Regions from separate parts of the Mus musculus genome. Here regions 1 and 2 are each linked to region 3. Evidence: chromatin loops called from intact Hi-C (ENCODE). Cell type or tissue: heart. All regions are shown on one strand. Region 1 overlaps 4930556A17Rik (a long non-coding RNA gene). Region 2 has its middle 22 kb from the start of Gm20755. Region 3 overlaps Gm20755 (predicted gene, 20755).

Region 1 (8,000 bases), 90 kb after region 3:
TATTAAGGATCCCACTAAAACAAACCAACAAAACACTGTACAAAAAGCAAGTTCCTCACAGGTGAGAATCCCAGAATTGACAAATCAATGACCGTCAGATCATGTTCTACACACTAGTGATGAACTCTCTGGAGAGGAAGTAGAGAAAGAATACGTGAAAACAATGAAGACTTGGAGTTGAGCCTATCTATTCCGGTGAGAGACATACACATTGAAAACTAGAAAACACTGATGAAAAATAGTTTAAAAGACATAAGTAAAGATATACTATGCTGTGTTCTAAGCTAACTGCGGAGCTGGTATAATCCTTATCCAATTGGGGTGTGTGTGTGTGTCAGTATGTGAGGGTGTGGGTGTGTCTCTGTTCTTGTGTGTATGTACAAGTCTTGGCAGATGACCTCAAAGGTCAGAAGAGCATGTCAGATCCCATGTAACTGGGAGTTCAAGTGCTTGTGAGCCTCCTGATGTGAGTGCTGGGAATGAAACCTGGTTCTACTGCAAGAAAAGCAATGACTCTTAGCCTCTGAGCCATCCCTCCAGTCTTGGGGAAAAGTAAATTTCAAGTTTCTATGGAGTCACAAAGAATCCTGTAAAGCCCCAAAATCTTAGAAGAAAATAAAGACACGTCAGCATCCCCTGATTTTTTTATATCAAAATATTCAGCCATCCCAGACGAGACACCCTAGTCATTAAAGCGTCCTAGAGTGCTACAGGATTAAGCCCACAGGCAAATAGTCAACTGACTGCAGCAGGAATACCAAAAATACACAATCAGTAAAGAAGACTCAGCAAATGGTGATGGCACAACCAGATGTCCACATGCAAAAGACCAGAGTTGGAGGCATCTCACACCACACAGAAAAAGAAAACTAAGTGCTAAGCTGTAAAATTCTAGTTTGTCCTGACAGTGATTTTGCCAGTGACACCAAAAGTATGCACACCAGCGGCAGACATAACTGGTGGGACCACATCAGACCAGCAAGCTTCTTCACAGCAAAGGAGGGAACAAGCCTCGACAGCCTGCAGCCCAGCATATAGTCACAGCTTACATATGGTACAGAACCACTCTCCCAATTCAAACCCTTCTCCTGCCTCTCTACGCCAATTATTCCAGTAGCCCAATTTGCAAATGGCTCATGAATCTGAACAGACATCTCTTCAAAGAAACAAGTGAGTCTATGAAAAGATGTTCGATATCAGAAAGATACAACCAGAGCCACAGAGCCTGACACTGCTGACTTCCAAATCAGGTGACTGACAGGGACACCGAGGCATAGAAGTGTAATAGTTCAAGGTTAAAGTGACTGCCATTTAATCTTCTGGTTAGAATGATGGTGTTTTAACCAATAAAGCACAGAACAGAAAGTAAACTTGGATGGAATCGCATTCTCAGACTCTTTCATGATCGTGTAATTTTCGGGTACAGCAAAATGGCTCAGCAGATAAAGGTGCTTGTCATGCAAGCCTTGGAGACCTGAGTTCAGTCACTGGCACACATTGTCCCCACCGTGAGGCTAAGCAAAATAAACCTCTCCTCCCCCAGAAAGTTTGTGTCAAGCACTTGATCTCAGCGATGATCAAACTAAATAACATGGCCGATACTTCAGATATGAGGCTCTGAGTAACATCTAATGGGCCCATCTCTGTTAGCTAGTCTGGCATTTGTTACTATTAACTGCCTTTGTGTTCTAGATCAGGAGAGTTTGGAAATGTGGAAAATACAACGTCAAGAACAAAAGCCCTGACCCACATCAAGTGTGGTAGGTTTAATATCAAAACAGAAGGAAGTATAATGTCGAGAGCCAATCAAGTCTATGGGCTACGGAGATTAAAGAAAATGTGACATTAAGCCAGGCCCCTTGGTGATGGGACCTGAGCTGCTGACATGCTTCCATCCAGGGCTCTGCGCATGTGTCTCACTCACTCTTTGCAGCTGCATCTAGAGGAAAAGAAGAAAGACAATATTAATTTTATTTTTTCTCTCTGCTTCATAAGAAAAAAATGCTTGACCCATAGTAGTCATATTTTATAAAATCTCAAGAGAAATATGTGCCAGGAAATTAGACTTTATGAGAAGTTAATAAGTAGGTAGAAACATACAGAAGGTCCTGTTTATGTTATATGAATAGGCCATTTTTAGCATCCTTTAATAAGACAAAGGTTCAACTGAAAGAAGCCACTAGCATGTGTGCCTAACAGCAATAGGCACATAGTTTGTCTGTAATAAATGGTACCTGTTAGAGTTAGATCTCCACTATTAAACAGTTACCAGAGGTCATGGACTGTGTTCACCAAGCATGTAAATGAAGTTTGGTGATAAACTTGGTGTAATTAAACATTGTAAGTTCAAACGGTAATTTGTTTCCCAGTTTCTCAAGTCTTGTGGCAATAGATTTCCTGGTCTTTGATCCACAGAAGTCAGGCACGGCTGTAATCAGGATTAAGCATAACACACTTGTTACAATAGGGTTGGCGATGACTCTATGGGTAACTGCACCAGCACCAAGACTGACAGCCTGAATTTAATTCCCAGGATCTACATGATGGAAGGAGATAACCCACTCTTCTGACCTACAAACACACACGCACACACACACAAACACACACACACACACACACACACACAAGCGTGAACATCATGAACCAACCTCCCCCCCTTCATCTATCTTCAGCCAAACATCCTTCAGCCATTCCTGCCAACCTGTGCCCTTTTCCCTGAGTATCTCACTTCTTCCTGATCTCAGGCTGCTCCAGAGACATAATACAGTGAGAGTTACACACACACACACACACACACACACACACACACACACACACACACACACACACCATAAGGAGGAGTATTCCTTACCAAGAGACAACTCTCACAATCAATCACATTATCTAACCTGTCCACAATTTACTCCAAAATAAATGAAGAGCTGAGGGCCTTACTGAGATGGCTCTCAGGAGAAGTCATGACAAGCCTCCGTGAGAACGGTTCACACATTCATCTCTGGGGGACCAAGGCCCAGCTGTAGCCACATCACGGTAGGGCATGGTCTTCTTTCACTATGACTCCACACAAGTGACCCTCAGTGACCAGCAGATTGCAGATAGAAAGCTCCAGTGGCTAGCTGAGCCTGGCACCAAGCCTTTTACTCCCCTTACAAATATTAAACACCTTCCATGACTAGTGGCATTCTCAGACAGCTCCCACACAGCTGTAGCCAGCTGGGCTCAGCTGCAACTGGTCACAGAGTAAGGACCAGATGAGCCTTGTCCACTGAAAACGTGCAGACAGCAGAGCCCTGCACTGCTGAGAAAGCCATGGACCAAGAGGACCAAGAGGAGAGAGTGCATCTGAGGTACCCACATGCCCCTGCTCACATCCTGTAGAGCAGGTAGTCCCCAGAAACAGTGACTTTCTTGTGGCCTTGTTTTTCAGGGTTTCTTCTCAGTGAGGGAACATTTAGGAGGCACTGTGCTGTCCTTAGTTGCTTGTCTCTTTTTCCTCCATCCTAGGCTGTAAAACAGTCATGGAGAGTTAGGGCTCTGGAAAGTGACTTAACAGCTGTAGCTGCTAAGGCCAAGGGATGGAGCTTGCACAACAAGAGAAGGGCAAACTTTTCAACCCTCAGAAAACTGCTTAACATCTTAGAGCTAACACTGTCTTCCCAGTCTCCCATGTACAAGAAGACCTGACGACAACCTTAGGTCACAGTGCAAGTCCTGAGCCAAACAGAAAGTGGCTGCATGTCTTTGAGGTAAAGGCAGGAACAAGTCTGCCCACGTACTTCAATCCTGTTCTGCAGCAGGGTTGAGGTGACCTGTGTCCTGTGTGTTCCTGTCCATCTTTCCTGCTTCCACCCTGGGTCACACACACACACACACACACACACACACACACACACCTCTGTCAGTGAAACCTATAGATCATGTTTAAAGCGTCTAGAAACAGTAATTGAAGAACAGGAAAGACCCCTAATGTAAGGACTATTTAGATTGAAGAGTGTCTGTTAAAAGTGTCATCTCTACAGGCAACTCAAGATGCAGCCTCCTGTTTAACCACACAGACAGGATCACAGGGGGAAATTACCTCAACACGTTCCTATGAGAGCTCGGGCATGCCTCTGTCTTGACTCACTTTTTCCCAGTGTGCCTAAGTCCACTGAAGGTTTCTAAAGAGCTCCACAAAGTCTTGCCTCAGGCGCTGCCACCTGCTAACCATTTCGAGAGACAGTTCCATGCCCTGTTTGCAAGCCTACGTTTTCATTACTGAGAGCCAGTGCTCAGAGCATGGCAAAACAGTTTAGTTCATGATACCTCTAAAGATTATTTCCCACTGACAAATTTGGCCCCTGTCCAGAGGATCAGGAAGCTTCTGGAAGGAGTCTGCCTCAGGTTTGCCAAGTCTCCCCTGCTGGGCTAAAGACACCTATTAAAACTCCAGAAAGAGCAAACCTCAGGAGACCATGAAGCAGGGACTGTGGTCCCAAGCGTTTCGAAGTTTGAAATTAATCTGGCCTCCACTCCCTAAGTTCCAGTGCCAGAGGGAGTTTGTTTTGCAACTGTGAATTTCTCACTGTGAGACACATGGGTCCTGGTGAGATCACACAGTGTAACTGTGGCACTTCAGTGAAGCCAGCCAAGTTCAAATCCACTTGGCTTTCCTCTTCTCCCAACATCCTTAGTTCGCACCCGCAACCGTGGCACTAAGAGGTGTTTGTGCAACTCGGAAGTGAGTCTGAAGAATAGGTTCCATTGAAGACGTGCTCGTACTGGACTGAAAATTATAGACTTACAAGGCTTCAGGGAGACAGGAGTGAGAGTCATCTGTGGTTGAAACCCAATAGTCGTTCCTGCCTGGTCTGTGATTTTCTACAGTAATGGGAGTTTAGTCAGGAATTGGGCCATCTGAAACACTCTTACCTCCTAGTGTTTTTGAAGCCAGCTGTAGCCGTTTGTCTAACTTCTGGATATGAACTAAAATGATACTTACAATCTATGACACATGTTCTCAAAAGACAACTCCTTCCTTCTTCCATTCCCCGGAAACTGCTATACTAGAGCTCTCCAGGATTCATGGCCACTTCATGGTCCTATAAATAGAGGCTGTGTATGATGGAGCACCAAGCCAGGGGATTCATGTATCAGCCTTCACACTAGCTTTTTATTTCTTCTCTCTGGGCACGCAGCAAAACAAAAATATCTCCTCCTGAGCTTCAGAGCTATTCTCGCCCAGCTCCTCTCCGGATGTATCATCCAACTCCATCTTCACTGGGCCTCCACTGAAAATGTTTCCAGATGCAATTTGGTTCTGTTTGTTTATTTGTTTTCTCAACTATCTCCATGGCTATTAACTGTAAAAATAGTCTACATCTGTCATTGATTTTTAAACGTCTGCATATTTATTTTCCAGGCAGAAGAAAACGAAGTGCTTTTTCCTCTTCCTCGCTTTGTTATTTACTCTCTGGCCATGTGTCTCTGTTCTTTCATCCAGTCTGGAACCCTGGGAGATCTCGTCCATCTGCAGGATTAACATTCACGCAAACAGCCAGAGTGTGTGCGAAACACAGCATTCCCACCGCCGCCACAGTGTCCTCGGAAAACTTTTTTTTTTAAAATATCAGCTTAAGTACAAAGCCTTTGAATGGTTAAGTGGGATCCAACCCAACAGTCTAGGCTCACTAAAAACTTACTGAGGACAAAAGGCAACAGCTTACAGAAGAGTGTGTGTCAGTGTGAAGAGATAGCATCGTGGAAGATCATTCATGGTCAAACAATGTTTGTTATGTGCACACATACATACTTGCTTGTGTGCACACACACTCATGTATACCATACCAGATCAAAAATGGCTTCTGTTGTGTGTACTTCTTAATAACTATTGGCAGAAGTCATCAGCAAAGCTTCCTGGTCTACGCTGTATTCATCTGTTTATCTTTTCTGTCCTCCTTCTAAATCACCAGAGAGAGAGAGAGAGAGAGAGAGAGAGAGAGAGAGAGAGAGAGAGAGAGAGAGAAGTAGAGAGACCCTAAGAGTGTATTAAGTAGAGAAGGATCTTTTCCATACTCCCAACCCAAGAGACTGTCACACATGAACATGGCCTCTGCCCCTCAAGAACAGTACCTCAACCCAGCGATACGAGATCATTCCACAAAGTAAACAAAGGACTTTTTCCTCTTCTTCACATTACTAACTCTCCTGTCATGTCTGCTTCAGTTGGTCTATGTAGTCTGGAAGCCCTGGAGATCTCTCCCTTCAGCAGGCTCCTCTTTCTTACTGCCGTACTACTCAGTACTACCTTGAATGACAGAACAGTTAGAAAGAGTCGGGCTTTAAAGCTGAAGACTATTAGTTAAGGAAGTAAACCCACCCCTTTAATAATCCTCTCCCTCTCCCCTCTCCCCTCTCCCCTCCTCCCTCCCTTTTCTCCCATGCTGTCTGAAACACAGCAATATTTAAAATTCATGCAAAAGTGGGTGAAGGTGTCTGTGATGAGGGTTGTCAAGTGGAAACCACAAGGCTGAGTCTGGGTGTGGCCAGTTGAAGGTCAGCCTTTGCATCTGGAAATGAAGCCTTTGGAGTAGGTCGTTTCTAGGCTCTCTTGGTGAACTAACATTTTATTAGTCTGTTATTATGAGTCTTTGTCAAAATAATTTAAAAATACATCGTTATTTTTTCTTACTCAAAATCTGGAGACGATGGCATATTTGTATTCACGTCTTTGGCGTATGACTCACTAGTCGAGTGACTTTTGTCAAGTCTAAGTATATTAGCATTCATCTACACACAGTCACCAGTGCTTCTGAGAAAATCATTTAACATGTGGGGACAGAACTCCCACCAAAGGATTGGATTTGTTTCTCAGTTCCATGATTTTATGATTCTCCAAAAATGGATTGCTGAGTTTAATACATAATAGAATTTCTGTTTGTGGGGGGGAAACAGTGGTTCTGAGATAAGGTCTCATGAATCCCAGGCTGGCCTCGCGACTTGTTACATAGCCGAGAACTTTGAATTTCTGATCTTCTGGCCTCCACCTCCCAGGCTCTGGGACTATAGGTATGTATTGTTGCTTTCATTCTCTGCAATGCTGGTGTTGGAGCCAAGGCCACAAACTGAGATTCTAGCATCCTGGTTTAGCTATGCAAAGTGAAGTATAGACCAATCTAAGGACTTTTACAAGGACCCAAGGTTATCAGAAGGGTCAGCAGTGTTGGTCCCTGTTGAAACTGTGACAAGCACAGTCTAAATGACTTTTCTGTCTTCCAGACAGGAACATATCTGTGTTGTATGTGGTTCTTTGACATAAAAAGCTTGTTCCCTTGAAATACCAGCCATCTAACTTGCCCCTATTAAGAATGGCTGAACCAACACAGACTATTCTCTAACAGTACATATTGTAAATCAAATCCGAGTCCCTGGGTGCCTATTGTCCAAGAAATATATGAAGGATGAGTGATCAGAATAAGTGTGTGTGGGGGTTGGGGGGAGAATCAGTCTGAAATTCTTGAACAAATAAGGAGAGTCGCTTGGAGCAGGAACTAAATTGGATTGAACCTTATGTTTGGTTTCTTCAGCCAAAGTCTTAATCACGCATACCAAAACAAAAGCCTGATACAGAGCGAGCCAGGAGAGCTCGTGCTGCAAGCTTGAAGCATGCTACAGCCCAAAGCTGATCTTCACCAGATCAGAAATTAATCTCTAACAATGCATGCGACGGCTGGCCTTGCCTTGCTGCACTAATGTCAAAGGTAACCATGCTATTTGCAGAGAACCTTAATTACATACATTTAATTTTCCAGTCAAGAGATCAGCTCATTTGAAGGTTTATTGCCTAAACATCTACTACATCCCGTATGATGTGTATGTTATGTTATTAGAAACCAATCTACAGGGCAGAATCTTGCTATGTGCTCACCATGAAGCCAGTCCCATAGAAAGGTGTAAAGGACCCACTTTCTGTCATCCTAGATAATGACGAATTAATTGGTCAGTTGACAACTGGAACACCA
Region 2 (8,000 bases), 59 kb after region 3:
GAATGAAGGCTAGACAGCCCAGAGACCCAAGATAATCAGGACCATATATATATATATGTGTGTGTGTGTGTGTGTGTGTGTGTATCCTCACATAATTGTCATCAGAGAGGCTTCATCCAGCAACTGATGGAAACAGATATAGAGAGCCACACCCAAACACAAACATTAGGCAGAGCTCAGGGAATCCTGTAGGAAAGGCAGAAGAAAGATTGTAAAAACCAGAGGAGACAAGGACACACACACACACACACACACACACACACACACACACACACACACACACACACAGGCAAAAACCCCACAGGAACAACTAACTTAGGCTCATAAGGGCTCACAGAACCTGAACTGACAATCAGGGAGCCTCTATGGCCAGATTTAGGCCTTCTACACATACCTTATGATTGTGTAGCTTGGTCTCTGTGTGGGACCACTAACAGGGTCTGTCTCTGATTCTTTCGCCTGTTTGGGGGATCCTTTTTCCCCTACTGTGTTGCCGCATACAGTCTTAATATGAGGGGAGGGGCCCAGTCTTATCGTAACTCAATATGCCATGTTTGGTTAATATCCACGGGAGACCTGACCTTTTCTGAAGAGGAGTGGTTGGGGGTGGGGTGGGGATGGGAGTGAGCATAGGGTGAGAGACTGTGTTCCAGGTGTAATATATGAGAGAAGACTAAATTTAAAAATAATAATTTTGTTTATGAGACAGAGCTTTTTGATACTTGTGGCATCGTGTAAACAAGAAGAGCTGCAGATTTTAAGATACCTCAGAATCCAGAATTTTTTAAATTTGAAGATGTCCAACCTATAATAAGATAAATATTTTGTTTTTAAAGTATAATTAGAATATATAAGTAAAATGAAAAGGTAACCCATTTATTGCTCAAGGGTCTGGTACGAAGTTCCTGCTCCATTGATTTGGAAGCACTCATGTACATAACACTGTGCCATGTTTGGCATTCAGAGGACAGTCCGCCATGGACACAGTTCCAGATCCATGATTCTGCTTTCACGGGGAAGTGGTTGAGATACAGACCCCGTCTCTGGAGACAGAAGCCAAGGTGACTGCAAAAGTAATGAGTGGCTAAGAGGATCTGGCATCAGCTGGTGGGTCAGAGGTCACAGGGTATGAATGACAGGAATTCGGACAGGAGGTGGACAATGATGAAGCTGAGAGGAGCCATTCTAAAGCACAAATACTTGGGTTAAAGGCATGATCTGGGGGCAAATACCCACCAGGCCCTCATTCCATGTAGAATTCACCCCGAAGTGTCTGATGGGCAGGATGTGAGCCCACGCTGAGCAAATGTTCCCCCAGGATAAGCCTTGTCTTTCCTAGGTAGATCTTTTCTTTACTCTGTTTTTCTCCCTGATCTATCTAAATGTGCCTGCTCTGCTCTCCAACCCTGCAATGGCCTCTCCTGAGGTGACAGGATAGTTACAAATTAATATGAGAGGGAAGTATTAATAAAATTCAACTCCTCACTCCCTAAAATACTGTCAAGAAAAACCTCAGGAAGCTTTGCTGGAGTGTTCTAGAACTCAGCACTCAAAGTAAGCTCGATTTGTGACTTAAAAATTATCTAACCAAAGTATTTACTTCCTAAAACACGAACTAAGACACTGAATAATGATAGTAAAATTTATTGTTCGTATTTATGGAGAACATTAACTCAATTGTAGTACAATCTGAAACTGTATCATTATTTACTTTGATAATCAAATACCTGCCTGGAAGAATTACACCTTTAAAGATATAGTGACTATATGATACCCATCCAATGAGGAAAAAACAGTGATATTAACACTGTCACCATGAGTAAAGGCCACAGTTGCTCTGACAGAGTAGCTATGACTCTTTCTGATGCAAGGAAACCAGCCAGCACGATGTCACGGGGTCACACTGCAAAAATGAAACGTAGAGGCACTTTTCCTTCTGGAGTTGTCTTCAAAGCGTGATAGTGCAGTAGATAGAGTTAGATAGACGCCAATCTCTCAGAATGTAACGGTTTCGCTTTCCATCCTTTGGTAAGTGAACATAGCTGGCACTCACTCTCCATACTAAAAGCAACTGCACATCAGAGGTGAGGGTAGCAACTCAAGCACAGAACCGAAGGTCTCAGTGTCCCTAGGCTGTCCACATGCTTGCTCTCTAATTAACAACTTCCAGGCTGTTACAAAACTGTGCTCATCCCTCTTCTCAAGTCAAACGGACATGGCTGGGAGGTCTCTGGGATGAACATCTGAGATGTGAGCAGGGACTCCTTCCGAGGACCCTGTGAACTTGAAAGTCACCACCCTCTTGCCCTTGGAGGATACAAATGAGAAGACCCTTGTCACAAGCATGCATCATCTCTGTCTCTACAGTGCCTGTGCTCTCCACAGACAGTATCTTTTAGGAACTGAAGGCCCTGATGGGTAAGGGCATAGCCCCTGCTACTAGCTGAAGAGGCTCTGTTGTTTCCGTTTGTTGTCTGTCTTGCTAGATGTTAAAGTCCCACATCCCCAAATACAAACCACGGATATTGGAACAGGGAAAGAGAAGCGGGCACAGAGATCTGATGGACAGCAAGCTCTGCAGACATGCACAGCCTCTGACCTAGAAACTCTACTCGTGAAAATGGGGGTTATGACAAGAGCCAGTGTACAATTCAGTGAAACTTCACAATGTAGTAACTTATTGGAGAGGAAAATTGTCCTCAAGCACCCAACACAACTAAAGATGAGCAAATATTGTAATATATAAGATGGACCGATTTACTGTGCCACCAAAAGCAGTATGGCAGATATATTGTTTACCTTGAAAATGTTCATCTCACATTGATAGGTGTGGTGTCTGAAACTGGCCCTTGGGAGGCTGAGGCAGGAGGAATTATATGAGTTTGAGGATGGTTTAAGCTACACAGTGAGTTTCAGACCAGCTTGAGAGGCAGAACAAGACCCTGTCCTAAATAAGAGCAGCAACAATAGAAGGGGGGATAAGACAGGAGGAGGAGGAAGAAGGGAGAGAGGGAGCAAGCGTGCGAGAGGGAGGGCAGACATGTAAATCTACATGTATATGAAAATATAGCGGTTTCCTGTGATTCTGCAGGCCTGAAGATCCCTGAGCACTGACTGCTCTTACTGAGGACCTGGGTTCATTTGCTAGAACCCTCAGATGTACACATGGTGAACACACAGACATGGAAGTAAAAAATCATACACACAAAAGTTTTATGTGTGATCCAGCATGCAGTTACAAACATATATACATAAAAGTATATACTGATTCCCTCTAACAAGTCAGACTGTAAAATTGCTTTCTTATGCAATTAGCCTCATCTTACTTACATCATTAAACTCTTTCTTTTATTTATTTATTTATTTATTATATATCTAAGCACAATGTAGCTGTCTTCAAACACACCAGAAGAGGGTGTCAGATCTTGTTACAGATGGTTGTGAGCCACCATGTGGTGCTGGGAATTGAATTCAGGACCTTGGAAGAGGAGTCGGTGCCCTTAATCGCTGAGCCATCTCTCCAGCCCCCATTAAACTCTTTCAAATTTTAAATTTTGAGCTAATAAAAGACAAAGTGGAAGGAGTTTTCTTCTTGTTCTTTCTACTGTAGTTTAAAACACAGAGAATTAAAACAGTTGCTATTCAAATCAAAGCAGTAAGTAACAACACTGAATCCACGTAAACGAAGCTGCGTCTGATGTACCGGAAGTAGAGAACATGTACCACGCCACAGAGAGCATCACAGGGCCCCCGAGAATTAGAATCACATATCTGACTTTCTGGCCACACTCCTGGGAGATCTTGTGCAATCACAGCAATCGTTCCCATATCCATCAGTTCAGGTCAGAAGAGAAACTGGGTTCACTTTCAACTCTAATGTCCTATCAGCACATTCTTACTGTGGGGTTCACCTTCGACACCCTCAACCACAGAAGAGCCCACACCAGGATGTCTGCTGCTCTTCCTCCAAGGGCCCAGTCTGCACAGACTATTGGAGGGGCCTCTGTGCCTCCTCCTGCCGCCTTGAGAGCGTGTTTACACACTGATCGTCAACAGACACAGTGTCTCCAAAACAAGAAGGACAATGACACAGGCGTCACTTGTCTCTGTATATTCACATAAATAACCAGTGTGTGTCTGACAAGAAGAAAACATGAAGCTGATTCCACTGGCATGCAGAGCTGTTCCTGAAGACCAGCCCCCTTGTCTCCCACAACAGCCACTGATGATCTAATTATGTCTTCCCCTGTGTGTTGGGATGTCTTTAAAGTACTTCCCGACAAGTAAGCAACTAACAAGAAAGCCATGTTCCTTCCCATTTAGGTCAGATTTCCCAGTCTCACCAATGGCCCCTGTAGCCAGGGAGAGGGCTTTTCTCACATATGTTCCATGCTGCCTGTTTTCCTGCCCTAGACAGGCAGATGGAGCAAGGCACGACAGTCCCTTATGGGGCTGACAGATGGGCAGAGAGGGTCGCTCCACTCATGTGTTCTCACACACTGTGGACATCCTGTTTATCTGGCTAGCCTGCTCAGGACTGGCCTTGGTATATCAGCACATTACTGACAGCTGGGAAGATCTCCAGAGGAGCATGCCTTTCCTGTGACAAGCATCCCAAACAGCAACAGGAGCATGTGTCTCTCCACCACGGCCACAGAAAGTAGAGCACACTGGATTTGTGGGCTCTGAGGACAATCACCCACAGGTCCTGCCACACTCTGGGCTGTGCCATCCAGCACACTCTTGCACCTGTATGTCTGGGCACTTTGGGAAGGTCAGGGTGGCAGGCTCCCACCTCCACAGCCTCAGAGGTTACAGCCCTTCCTTCTAGGCCCTGTGTCAGAGCAAAGGAATGTCTCTCAGCCTGATCGAGGCCCTGTGGGATCTGTTGAAAATGCAGGACAGCTGTGGGCCTTGGCGAGGCCGTCTGTGAATGTATGAGACTTGGACACAATTCAAAGCCAGAAATAACTGCAGGACTCAAGCCTGACTCTTGTTTCTCTCTCTCTCTCTCTCTTTCTCTCTCTCTCCCTCTCTCTCTCTCTCTCTCTCTCTCTCTCTCTCTCTCTCTCTTCCTCCTTCCCTCCTTTACTCCCTCTTTCTCTCCCCACCCTCATCAGTGTGTGTGTGTGTGTGTGTGTGTGTGTGCGTGCATGCGTGCGCATGTGTGAATATAAGAGAGAGAGAGAGATCACTCATTCCTTACACTCTGGAGCTGGATCGCAGTCTCATCTCCAACGGTTTCCTGTGCTCTTCATGGCAAAGAATTGTGGGTAACACATTCTCCTTCCATGTGAAAAGCAGCAGCAGGGTTGGGGTGAGCAATAAACCACTTTCCATGATGCTGAAGAACAGGAAATTGAGGAAGAGCCTTTTCCAGGATCCAGCTGGAAGCTGGGAAGCCGCCTAAGGCACACTCTTGTTTGGAAGTCCTCTTCAGGAGCATAGCCAGGTGCTCAGAGGGCTTGGGGAAGCTCTTGTCTTCTCCAGTCAGCTTCCTGTTAAACGGTCCAACTATGACTCTAAGGGTTTGAGCCCTCGACTCTGAGGTCCTTCACCATTTACCTTACAGCAAGAATAATCAGGGAAGGAGCCGACAGTTGGGACATCACTCCAAGACTGCTCCTACAAAGCCAGGTGACTGACACACTACAGAGCTGACTCCAGCCTCAGAAACTGGACTCTAGACATTTTGGCTTCAATAGTACCTGGAGATTCAAATATGCCGTGACAAGACTTGTAAGTGAGGAAATAGCATAGGACACTTGTCACTGTTGCCTGTGTTGAAATTGCTGCCTTTGGGCACAATCAAGTTTTGCTAGCTAACCCCAAGTACAGAGTTGGCTTTGTGTCAGTGTTGACAAGATACTGTGTGTATGAGTGTGTGTGTGTGTGTGTGTGTGTGTGTGTGTGTGTGTGTGTGTAAGAGAGAGAGAGAGAGAGAGAGAGAGAGAGAACCAGGCCCTCATACATCTTAGACAAATTCTCTACCACCCACCTACACACTTGCCCCAATATACTGGCTAAATATTCTGTACTTTAGCCATGATAACTTTCCTAGATGGGGCCTTAAAACTAAAGAATTGTTGGTGCAATTAATATCGTGTTGCTGATATATTAAAATGAATTAAACACACACACACACATATATGACAGGAGAAACCATTCGAAAGGAGAAAGAATTTCCTACAGAGAATTGTACAGATGACATGGGGCCCCTCATGAGCTAAAGGAGATGCCTGGGAGTATAGAAGCACAGAAAGAATTGCTGTGTCTCCACAACCCACAGAACTGGAAGCAGCGTCCCTGACGAGGCTCTCTGGGAGGCCACAGGTGCTCTGCTCATGAGCATTTCCCTCACATGATGACCAGTATTATACTGTGATCCTAGAGGAACATGAGTGGGAGAACGCATTAACTCACTGCATCCCACCAAGTCAAACATGCTTGACAGCGGACTTCTGTCCCACTGTGGGATATTAGGCATCCACCCACAGACATCAGTAGGGACAAAGTGGTTCTCATCCAATACAAATCCTTCTCCCCTTCCCCAGCACCACAGACAGCAGACACTTGCTTTCCTACCTCTTTGCAGCTCAAGTGACCTGCCTTCCTGTGATTCAGGGAGGTCACAGATGCAAAGGAAGAAATGCAACCTGCTTACTGTCATCCTAAGAAGCGGACCTCATCCTCTCAATGACCTTGACTGCCATCTCTAGCCCAGATTCTGTGCTTTAGATCATTTTTCTTAAAGTGCATTCCAAAACTGTATCAGATTTGGGATCCATAAACCTATAACATTATTGGCCTCCAGGTAAGAGAATTCTTCACACAAAATTCACACAAACAGAAATCCTCCTTGACTCTCCTCTCCTCGGCCACCACTCTGTCGTGGGATTGCTCAAGGAATCCTAGATAATTTTCCCCTTGGCATCATTTAGCAATGAGTCAACCTTGGGACCACCTTTTCCCAGACTCATTGCTTCATAAGAAAAGGTCACAGTACAGACTCCCTTTTCTCTGTCACCCGGCAAAGTTTGCCTGCAAAATACTGCGCCTTAAAAGCTTTAAGCAGGATGTAAAAGGTAGAGATGAACCCATGAATGATTGGCACTGAGAAAAAGCCAAAAGTGGCAGGAGGAATTACTAAGACTAATGACAGGAAGACTGTCCCCTCCTGACAACTCAATAAGACTAAGGGGTGAAGGGTCACATGTCTGGCTAAAATGGTTGTTCTTTTCTCTAGAGGCTAATGTCTAGTTGTGCAAAGATTCATTTAATACACTTACTTTTATTTTTAACTACATAATTATTTATTGATGCCTTTCTCCTGCAAAAGTGTACAGGTTTTATGTGTTGGTCTTTATTCCCTATTTGAACTCTACCATTTAGAACATAGCTTTTAGAGCCAAGTATCAAAAATTACTTCTTCAGACAATGGATGGATGGATGGAACAATCGATCGATTGATGGACAGACAGACAGATGGGCATCACCCTTAGAAGCCCCCACTCTACTCTTGGTCCCAACTAAAATAAGTAAAGAAAGCTGTTTTATTCCCTCCCCCATGGAGGCTACAGAATGCATTGTTCAAGTAGCTTTTTGTTTGTAATTATAAACAAAACTGATATTAGCAATGAAAAGAACAATTTTTGAAGTTCCAATGCATTTTCTATAGCAATCAGATTAATACAGCATATAAAAAAACCAGGGAGAAATGAAAAAGAGGCAAATTCAGAATCCCTCTGAAATTCTCCCTTTCAGATGTTTTTAATCAAGTTATTGCCATAAGTTCCCTTTCTCCAGGCCAGGTCTGCACTAAGCCTGATTACTGAAATCATACACCATGGCAAAGTAAGGCCATACAGACGTGTGCTAGTCAGGGCTCTCCAAAGAAACAGAACTCATGGAATAGATGCGTGTATATGACTTACTACACTGTGGTTGTAAGTTTGGAGAGGCCAAGAATCGCATAGCTGCTCAGCCAGTGAAACAGGCAC
Region 3 (8,000 bases):
TGAAGAAATGATATTTGAGAAAATATGTTAATTAGCCTGATTTGATCAACTCCCAATGTATGGACACATTTAAACATCTCATAATACTCCATAAATATGTATAAGTATCAATCAATTTAAAATAACATAAAACAAAAAAGGCAGCTTTTAAGTAATAAAGCCACATTTTTTTTTCTACAGGCCTAGTAAATACTCCTCTGCAACGAAAATACACAACCACCAAAAAGTTCAGAGTTCCTCTGTGGAGCTTCCCTGAATGTCAAAAGCAGAACTGAAGAAATATGGAGAGGTCCCAGAAATCTCAGCACTGTCTCTGAAGCAGAAAGAGCAGGTGGATTCAGAAAACCCATGACTGCTTCTGCTCTGATCTTCCCAAGTTCCATCAGTCAGCAGGGAAGGGCAAGAGAATGGATGGGCACACAGGGACACAGACGCACGCACGCACGCACGCACGCACACACGCGCACGCGCAGATGCATCTCTCCTGCCTATCCCACACCTGCAATGTGAGGGTTGAGTGTCTCTCTTCCCCACCACACTTGGCAGATAGAAGAAAGAATTCCCATGCACTCCCAAGAGCAAGTAACCTCGTCATCTAGTAACCTCTTAGGTTAGAAAACACAATTCCCTTGGATACTTTGAAAGGTTCAAGTGCTAGGAACACCAAACAAGCCTGCCCTTTGCCTTAGAACAACATTCCTTAAGTCTCATAATTACCCATGGGTCCAGTATCCTGTGGTTTAAGGCCCATCATCCTGTGGGTGGGCTAGCTGGAGAATGACCAGTCATCCAGTAATAATTTTTAAGTGTGATATGAGATATGAAAGAGGCAGAAAGTATGAACCCCAAACTGAAGATGCATTTAATTACTGGGATAAAGGAAGAGAAAGATGATAAACTGAACCTCCCAGAGTACAACCCCCATGTGCACCTTGACAGACAAATAGGAATCCACTAGGAGAAGGCTGGTAACACCATCCCTTAGTAAGGGAAGGCCACAGAGAATGCAGAGGCATCTGACTGTGCTTCAAAAAGTCTGGACACAGAATCTGATTTATAGAAACTAATTTCATTCAAGAGTCTTTTAAAGCAAGGAAGCATTTGTATAGTGCCACAGAGTTCCAAAGACCTAGAGAGAGGCATTTCAAACCAGTTAATCGTGAGCTGCTTCAGGAATTCTTCCTCAATCATTAACAAACACTGTCTGCGTCACTCATTTTTGGCTGGTTTCCAGCTATCCTATCTTAGAAGTCTTGGCCCTTGAAATCCGAAGTTAAGCATTTATATCTAGAACTTAAGGACCAAAACTATTTCTGCTTCTAGGTCATTAAAATTTTTAGAATACTAGGCCATTCTCCAGAAGCCTGTTTCTGTTTGGTAGACTGCCATCCAGGAATGTGCTCCCAGTCGGAATTCACAGGGGAAATGAGCCTACACTCACATTAAGGGAATCTATTTCCTCTAAAAGGGAAAAATAGGACAGAAATCGTTTTTCCAACTTGATGAAAAATTCATCCTATCAGGAGTTCATGGACAGAATGGGCAAACAGAAAACTTCTTGCATGCCAGAGGGCAGGATGCTCTGGCTTTGGAGGATGGAAATTGCTCTACCTGGGAAAGGCTGGTCCCCACAGTTCTGAAAGTCTATTCCTGGGAGCTGCTGCCTGTCTTCTGAAATGTTAACTTCCCCTGGGGCTCTTTGTTTTGTTATGTTGGCTTGTCTCCTCTCCTGTACCCCAGTCCTCCACTCACCCACCTCCTCCCCACCCCACACTACAACTTATAGGCTAAAAGTTTGGACTGAGGACTGACGGGTGAACTTATCTGGAACCATGTCTAAGTATAAGATGAACGTCACCTCAGCACCCTGTATAATTATGGTATTTAGCCAGCAATGTTGAACAGGGGCTCAAACCCATCAGGTTCTGGTTAATCTGCCTTCAGTGGCCACAGCTGGCCAACCGGAAGAAGACAATTGAGGAATAATGTTGTTATGTCTTAATAAAGATTACTGGTGTCTGAGGCAAGACCAATGTGCGGTGAACTTCTGGCTTTGCAGGCTCTGTGGAGAGGATGCAGGGGTGTGTCGCTTCGTTTGTTTGCTTGTTTTTGCTTCATGCTGTGCTGACTCTTGGCTTCTCCTTAGCTGAGTTTCCCAGTCTCCCTGAGCTTCCCATCCCCTCCCCCCTCGGAATGCATTAACTCCTAGGATGCAGATGCTAACTTTGTTAGGCATCTTCGATCAGCGCTTGACTTTTACATTAGAGTTTGAATTCTACCTCATCAGAGCTTGGCTATGACTTGAGACAATAGGTTATCCATACTCCAGCAGAAAGACTTGACAAGGAACACACAAGCACACACACACACACACACACACACACACACACACACACAAACATACAATAGATGGCGTGTGTGGCAGCTCAAGCTCTTTATCCAGTGCATTAAGATGACTTAGGAAGTTGGGGGTGGGGGGAATTCCATCCCTCATATAGACATGCAATAATAGTCTAATAATCTAATCTAACAAGTTTGACCCCCAGTAGGAAATAGTCAAAAAAGGACTTTCATGGAAACTGTGAAAAGATAAAGAAACAGTATGGTGGCCAGGAGAGTACACTTAGGAGTCAGTCCCTACTCAGCCACTCATCAGACATGTGACCTTGGGCAAATTCTGTGATGTTACCCTGCCTAGAAGTTCGCTTTAAGAAGGGGGATGCTACTGACAGAAACTGCCAGGCATCGGTCTCATAAGGATTAAAGGGATTATTAGCTCATCAGCAGTCCTTAGAATGGTGCCTAGTATTCAATAACCCGGAGAGAGGCTAGAGAGATGGCTCAGTGGTTAAGAATCCTTCCGGATCTCGAAGGGGACCTGATTTCAGTTGCCATGACTCATGTCAAGCATCTCACAGCCACCTGTAATTCCAGCTTCAGGGAAACTGACATGAGCTTCTGGGCTCCACTGGGCACCTACACTCATGGGCATGTACCTCCCAACCCCCTCCACATGTGTGATTTGAAATAAAACAAAATAAAATAAACAGCTGGATATTAATGCTGTTGAGTGGTCACTAAATACAGCCTGCAAAATCCCCGGCTCCAAATTCTTGCGTTAGATCCTTGACTTGAGGCTATTAACATTTAACCAGAGGATCGTAAATAAACTGAACTATGGTTAAACCCATCCTGTTAATGTGTCTGTTCCTGAGAAAATACAAACGCACATAAAAATGGAATGTCTTGGACCGTGTCTGGGAGGGAGGGATGAGCAATGAAAAGACGAGATGATTTGCTAAGGCTGCCGAGGCCGGACACAAACGTTTCTGGGCTCATCCTTGGTCCATGCCAGCACAGCTCTTAAAGCACAGGACTGAAATGACCTGCCTCCCACAGAGGAAGTGATTTTAGGGTCCAGGTTTCTGAGCATACTTTGGCATTCACGTCCTGGCTCCTGTTCTGATTCTTCTTCCTTCGTAATTACATGCCCGCTGTCAGCGCACCCAGCAATGATCCTTAATTACCTCCTCTTAATTACATACCTGCCGCCAAGGTGTGCCAGTTCCCCTTTGCCGTCCTCAGTCAGTTGGTCGATATTAGCCAGAAAGACGCACAGCAGCCCCAGGAAGGCTCCCTAGGAGCCTGTGGGTAGGAGGACAAGCTGGGGGATGTGTGTGTTTAATTGTCTTTCTTTTCTGGTTTTACTTTAAATGCTAGAACTTTCTCAGCCATGTTACAATGTGGTTTTGTTTTTGTTTTATGACTCGTCTGACTTTTTAAAAGATAACACAGGCAAAAGCCTCAGGGTACTTTCTAGATGTCCGATGCGTATTTGTTTATAGCATTCCAAAATATCATACATAGAGTTAGGTATTTCCACTGACTTTCTAACATCTTCCTCTTTTTATTGGCTGGAGATCAACTATAAAAGTCAGCACACACCAAAATACAGAGCTTCCTTTTAAATACAGAGAGAGAGAGAGAGAGAGGGAGAGAGAGAGAGAGAGAGAGAGAGAGAGAGAGAGAGAGAGAGAGAGAGAGAGAGAGAGAGAGAACTACAATTGTGACGTGCATTGTAATCTAAATGAAATTCCACCCCAGCAGCTGTTCTCCCAGAACAGACTTGTCCCTGATGACGCCCAGGTCTCAGGCCCAGAGCTGAACAGGAAGCTGGCTTAAGAATGGATGCACCTTTGAAAGTGGCAACCTGCCAATTGGAAGACAAACGTCCCCTTTCAACTGACCTCCGGTTGTGACAGTGTGCATACTTGGGGTACATTGACTATTCAGGGTATTGGAGAGGGTGGTTTCTGCCATCTGCTGAATTCTGCCTCTAGATAGGGAAGGAAAAAAGTATAAGAAATTAAATCACTGTAGGAAATATTAAAAAGTCGGGCTTTTTAAAACACATCGTTATGAAAACAAAACCTCCCTGAGACCCTGCTCTCTGGGTTGTGTGCATGTTTTTAGCTGTGTTTTCCTTTCAGTAACTTTCATTGCCTCTTGTGTTTCCATTACCAGTGGGCTTCCTAACATCTGTTTTCCATTTTTATTTCATTTCCACTTGTGACCTTTGGCCTAATCTTTGTGTTTGGAAAAACACAGGAATTAAAGTTGACATTATCTCCTCTGCTCTCTCCAAGCTGCAAGCACACGGCTTTAACCTTGTGTCGAAGGCAGTATTTACAGCCAGAGAATCAATGTGTTGCCGAAGGGAGGAAGTTACACAACGTGCAAGTCAGAGAGAGCAACCTGTAGTGTGGTGTTCTGTCTGTCAGGGTTTCTGGCATCTGAACGTCTATTCTAAGTCTGTGTCTGCTATTCAAAATTACACCAAACATTCTAGAAAAGGCCAGGTGCAGTTCCTTCCATAATGACAGTGACATGTCTTGTCTCTAGGATGGTGATGGATGGGTGGATAATCAGAAGATCTAAACCAACTAAAAGAGAGAGATGATGCAAAATATTAAAATTAGAAAGGAAAAGAGAGATTGTAGTAGACATTGATGGAATCTCAGAGGGTCAATGTGACATATTTTAAAAACATATCACATTAGTCAAGTTTCCCTAAAGAAGGAGCCTAATGGAATGTGTAGATATTACAAAAGGGATATATTAGATTGGCTCACACAGTATGCTCTCTCCACAAGGCTGGATGCCCCAGGAGTATCAATCTGGCACTGACTGCATGAAGGGTTCCTGGGAAGCCATGGCTCTTTAGTCCATGTTAGAGACCAAAGAAGCTGGTTCTGACGCCAGCAAAGGATAGTGGCAGCTATGACAGAGCCAGGGCAGGAGCTCTCAGCATGGAAAGAAGGTAGACAGGCACCTAAAGGCTCCACTCAGAGGAAACCTCCTCTCATCTCGGTTACCCCTTCCAGGAAATTCCCTCAGAGACCCACACAGAGGACTGTCTCTTAGCTGGTTCCAGATCCAGTCAAGTGAACATTGATTAGACATCACATGTACTTTCTGATCAATTGGAAAAATCCAGAAGAAATGGAAAAACTCTTAGACACATATGACCTACTACAGTAAAACCAAGGGACTATAAGTAACCTGAACAGTTAAGTAGCAAGCGAAACTGAAGCAATAAGAAAAGGTCTCCCAAGTTTATACACACACACACACACACACACACACACACACACACACACACACACACACACATCAGGCCCAGATGGATTCACCACTGTTTCTCAAGCTACTGCTTAAACTAGAAACAGAAAGAACATTACCAAACTCATTTTATGAAGGTAACTTTACCTTGGGACCAAAACTAGATAGGGATAAAATGGTGGGTTGGGGCTAGAGATTGAAGAAAGGAAAGAAAAAGAGGAAGGAGGGGGAAGGAGGGAAGCGTGGTGGGAAGGAGAGGAGAATCACAGGAGAAATCTCCCTCTTAGTCATAGATGCAGAAACTCTCAAATACTTTCAAAGTGAATTCATCTACATATCTAAAAGATTATTCACTGATACCAAGTAAGCTTCATTCCAGGAATACAAGGACAACTCAAGATGTCCAAAAGAATACTTAGTAGACTCAAAGACAGAAATTGCATGATCTTCTCAGTAGGTACAGAAAAAAAAATCCCCTCATGATAAAATCCCAGAAGAAACTAGGAATAAAAGTAATGTTTCTCAACATAATAAAAGTTTCATAAGACAACATACTTACTACATGCTACAGTCAACATTTACTACTCGGCAGAGGAAAACACGAAGTCAGCAGGATATAAAGTCAACATTCAAAGCCCAGGAGTTTCTCGACATATCATGCTGAGAAAGAGTCAGGAAAGAATCCCATTCACAAATAACAGCTTGAAAAAAATAAAATTAACTATCTAGGGATAAACCCAATCAAAGAAGGGAAAAACATGTGTGCTGGAAATATTTAAACACTGTGGGAGGGAAAATAAGGAGGGGCTGGGGAGACAGCTCATTGGAGAATGAGCTTGCTATAAAACAGGCATTCAGACCAGAGTTCAGATCCCTCATCCTCACGTACAGTCCTGGAATATTGGCATGCATCTATGACCCCAGTACTGGGGCAGCAGAAACACATGGATCTCTGAAGCCTATTGCCCAGCCAGGCTACATAAATCAATGAGTTCCAGGTTAAGTGACAGACTATCTCAAAAAAATTAAGGTGAAAAGTAACTGAAAAAGGCACGTGGCATTGATCTTTGGCATTCACGTGCACGAACGCCCCCGCGCGCACACGCGCGCGCGCACACACACACACACACACACACACACACACACACACACATGAACACAAACACACATGAACAAACTTACTTATGCATTCACACATACACATGCCAGTACATATACCACATACAAAAAAAATGAATACAATTTTCTAGAAGATAGAAAGGCCTCCCATATTCATGGGATGGTAGAAATTATAATGTAGTAAAAAAGACCAAAATCCATTTGTAGATTTAGTGCAATCCTCATGAAAATTTTAGTCATGTTCTTCTAATAGGAAAAAAAAAGCAACAAACAAACAAACTTAAAATCCACTTAGTTCCACAAAATACCTTGGATAGGCAAAGTGATCCTCAGCACAATGAACACTGCTGGAGGCACCAGGTACCAGTTCTCAGAGTAAGCTATGAAGTGGCATAAAAGTGGCATAATGTTGGTCCAGAAGCCCATAGAACAAAGGAACACAGGGATCCAGAAGAAAACCCACACAGCCCAAGTTACCCAGTTCTTGACAAGGACACCAAAAGCGTGTAAGGCAGAGACTGCATCTCTCCAGGAGCAGAGCAGGGGGAGCTGCACATCTGCATGGAGGAGGCTGGAAACACCTTTCACCCCCATGGAAGCCAACTCAGGATAGATCAAAGACCTCCTCATTTAAATGAATCTGTAATGAAGAGATAAGAAGGATGGAGGACCAGGGCTGCACTTACACTGTGGGGAGAGGTTGAACCATGTTATTGTCCAAGGCCTGAGCTTCCACTGGAGACCATGTTGATGTGCATGACCTATACTGATGTTGAGACTGTGTTGATGTCCCTGGGCCAGGCAGCAACTGGGGACCATGTTGGTGTCTGTGCCCTGAGTTGCCATGAAAGCAATGTTGATGTCTGTGTCCTATGCTGCCCCTAAGAGCTATGCTTGTGTCTGTGGCCCAAGCTGTGGCAGAGGATGGGATTGATCTCCAAGGTCTGTACTGCCACCAAAAACCATGCTAAGGACCACAGTGATGTTCATGGGCTGTGATGCCTCTGGGGGCTGTGCAGGAATAGCCTGGTTGCTAAGTGAAGCCATGGTGATGCTTGTATACAAGTCTGTGCTGCCACCTGAGACTGTGCTGCTGTCTATGGTCCAGGCTGCCACCAGGACCATTGTGTGTCTGTGGCAGAAACCATGCTGTGGTCCATGACACATCCTGACACCAAAGGCCAGGTTAGATGTGCCTGGTCCATGCTGTCACCATGTGGAAGTTCATGGTTCATACTTCTGCTGACTGTAAAAGACAA

What was found. Hi-C counts contacts between places; a loop is a spot of excess contacts. Peaks named below come from ENCODE experiments on the same cell type or tissue, not always from the same donor. Only the 100,000 strongest peaks of a DNase experiment are listed, where the experiment ranks them.
Region 1: it touches region 3 in a loop (2.3-fold over the local background); 2 of 42 quality-filtered maps call a loop at or near these places.
Region 2: a loop joins it to region 3, with 3 times the contacts of the local background. A loop is called at or near these places in 4 of 42 quality-filtered maps.

What each region holds. Positions count from the first base shown.
Region 1 is chr3:37,842,043-37,850,042 of GRCm38, reverse strand. 4930556A17Rik (a long non-coding RNA gene) reads right to left here. Exons shown (of 3, transcript XR_880780.3): 3 at 1,743-1,939. Among named protein-coding and RNA genes, the nearest start is that of 4930556A17Rik, 18 kb to the right of the region's middle. In heart, no CTCF peak of the experiment used is centred here; DNase peaks (open chromatin) are centred at 3,172, 3,652, 4,532 and 5,142.
Region 2 is chr3:37,872,353-37,880,352 of GRCm38, reverse strand. No RefSeq gene overlaps it. Among named protein-coding and RNA genes, the nearest start is that of Gm20755, 22 kb to the left of the region's middle. In heart, a CTCF peak has its summit at 4,436; DNase peaks (open chromatin) are centred at 3,792, 4,542, 4,872 and 5,342; H3K27ac peaks cover 2,288 bases.
Region 3 is chr3:37,931,692-37,939,691 of GRCm38, reverse strand. It overlaps Gm20755 (predicted gene, 20755), which reads right to left. Exons shown (of 4, transcript NR_040559.1): 2 at 4,248-4,336. Among named protein-coding and RNA genes, the nearest start is that of Gm20755, 37 kb to the right of the region's middle. In heart, no CTCF peak of the experiment used is centred here; DNase peaks (open chromatin) are centred at 1,521, 1,871, 4,181 and 4,681; H3K27ac peaks cover 365 bases.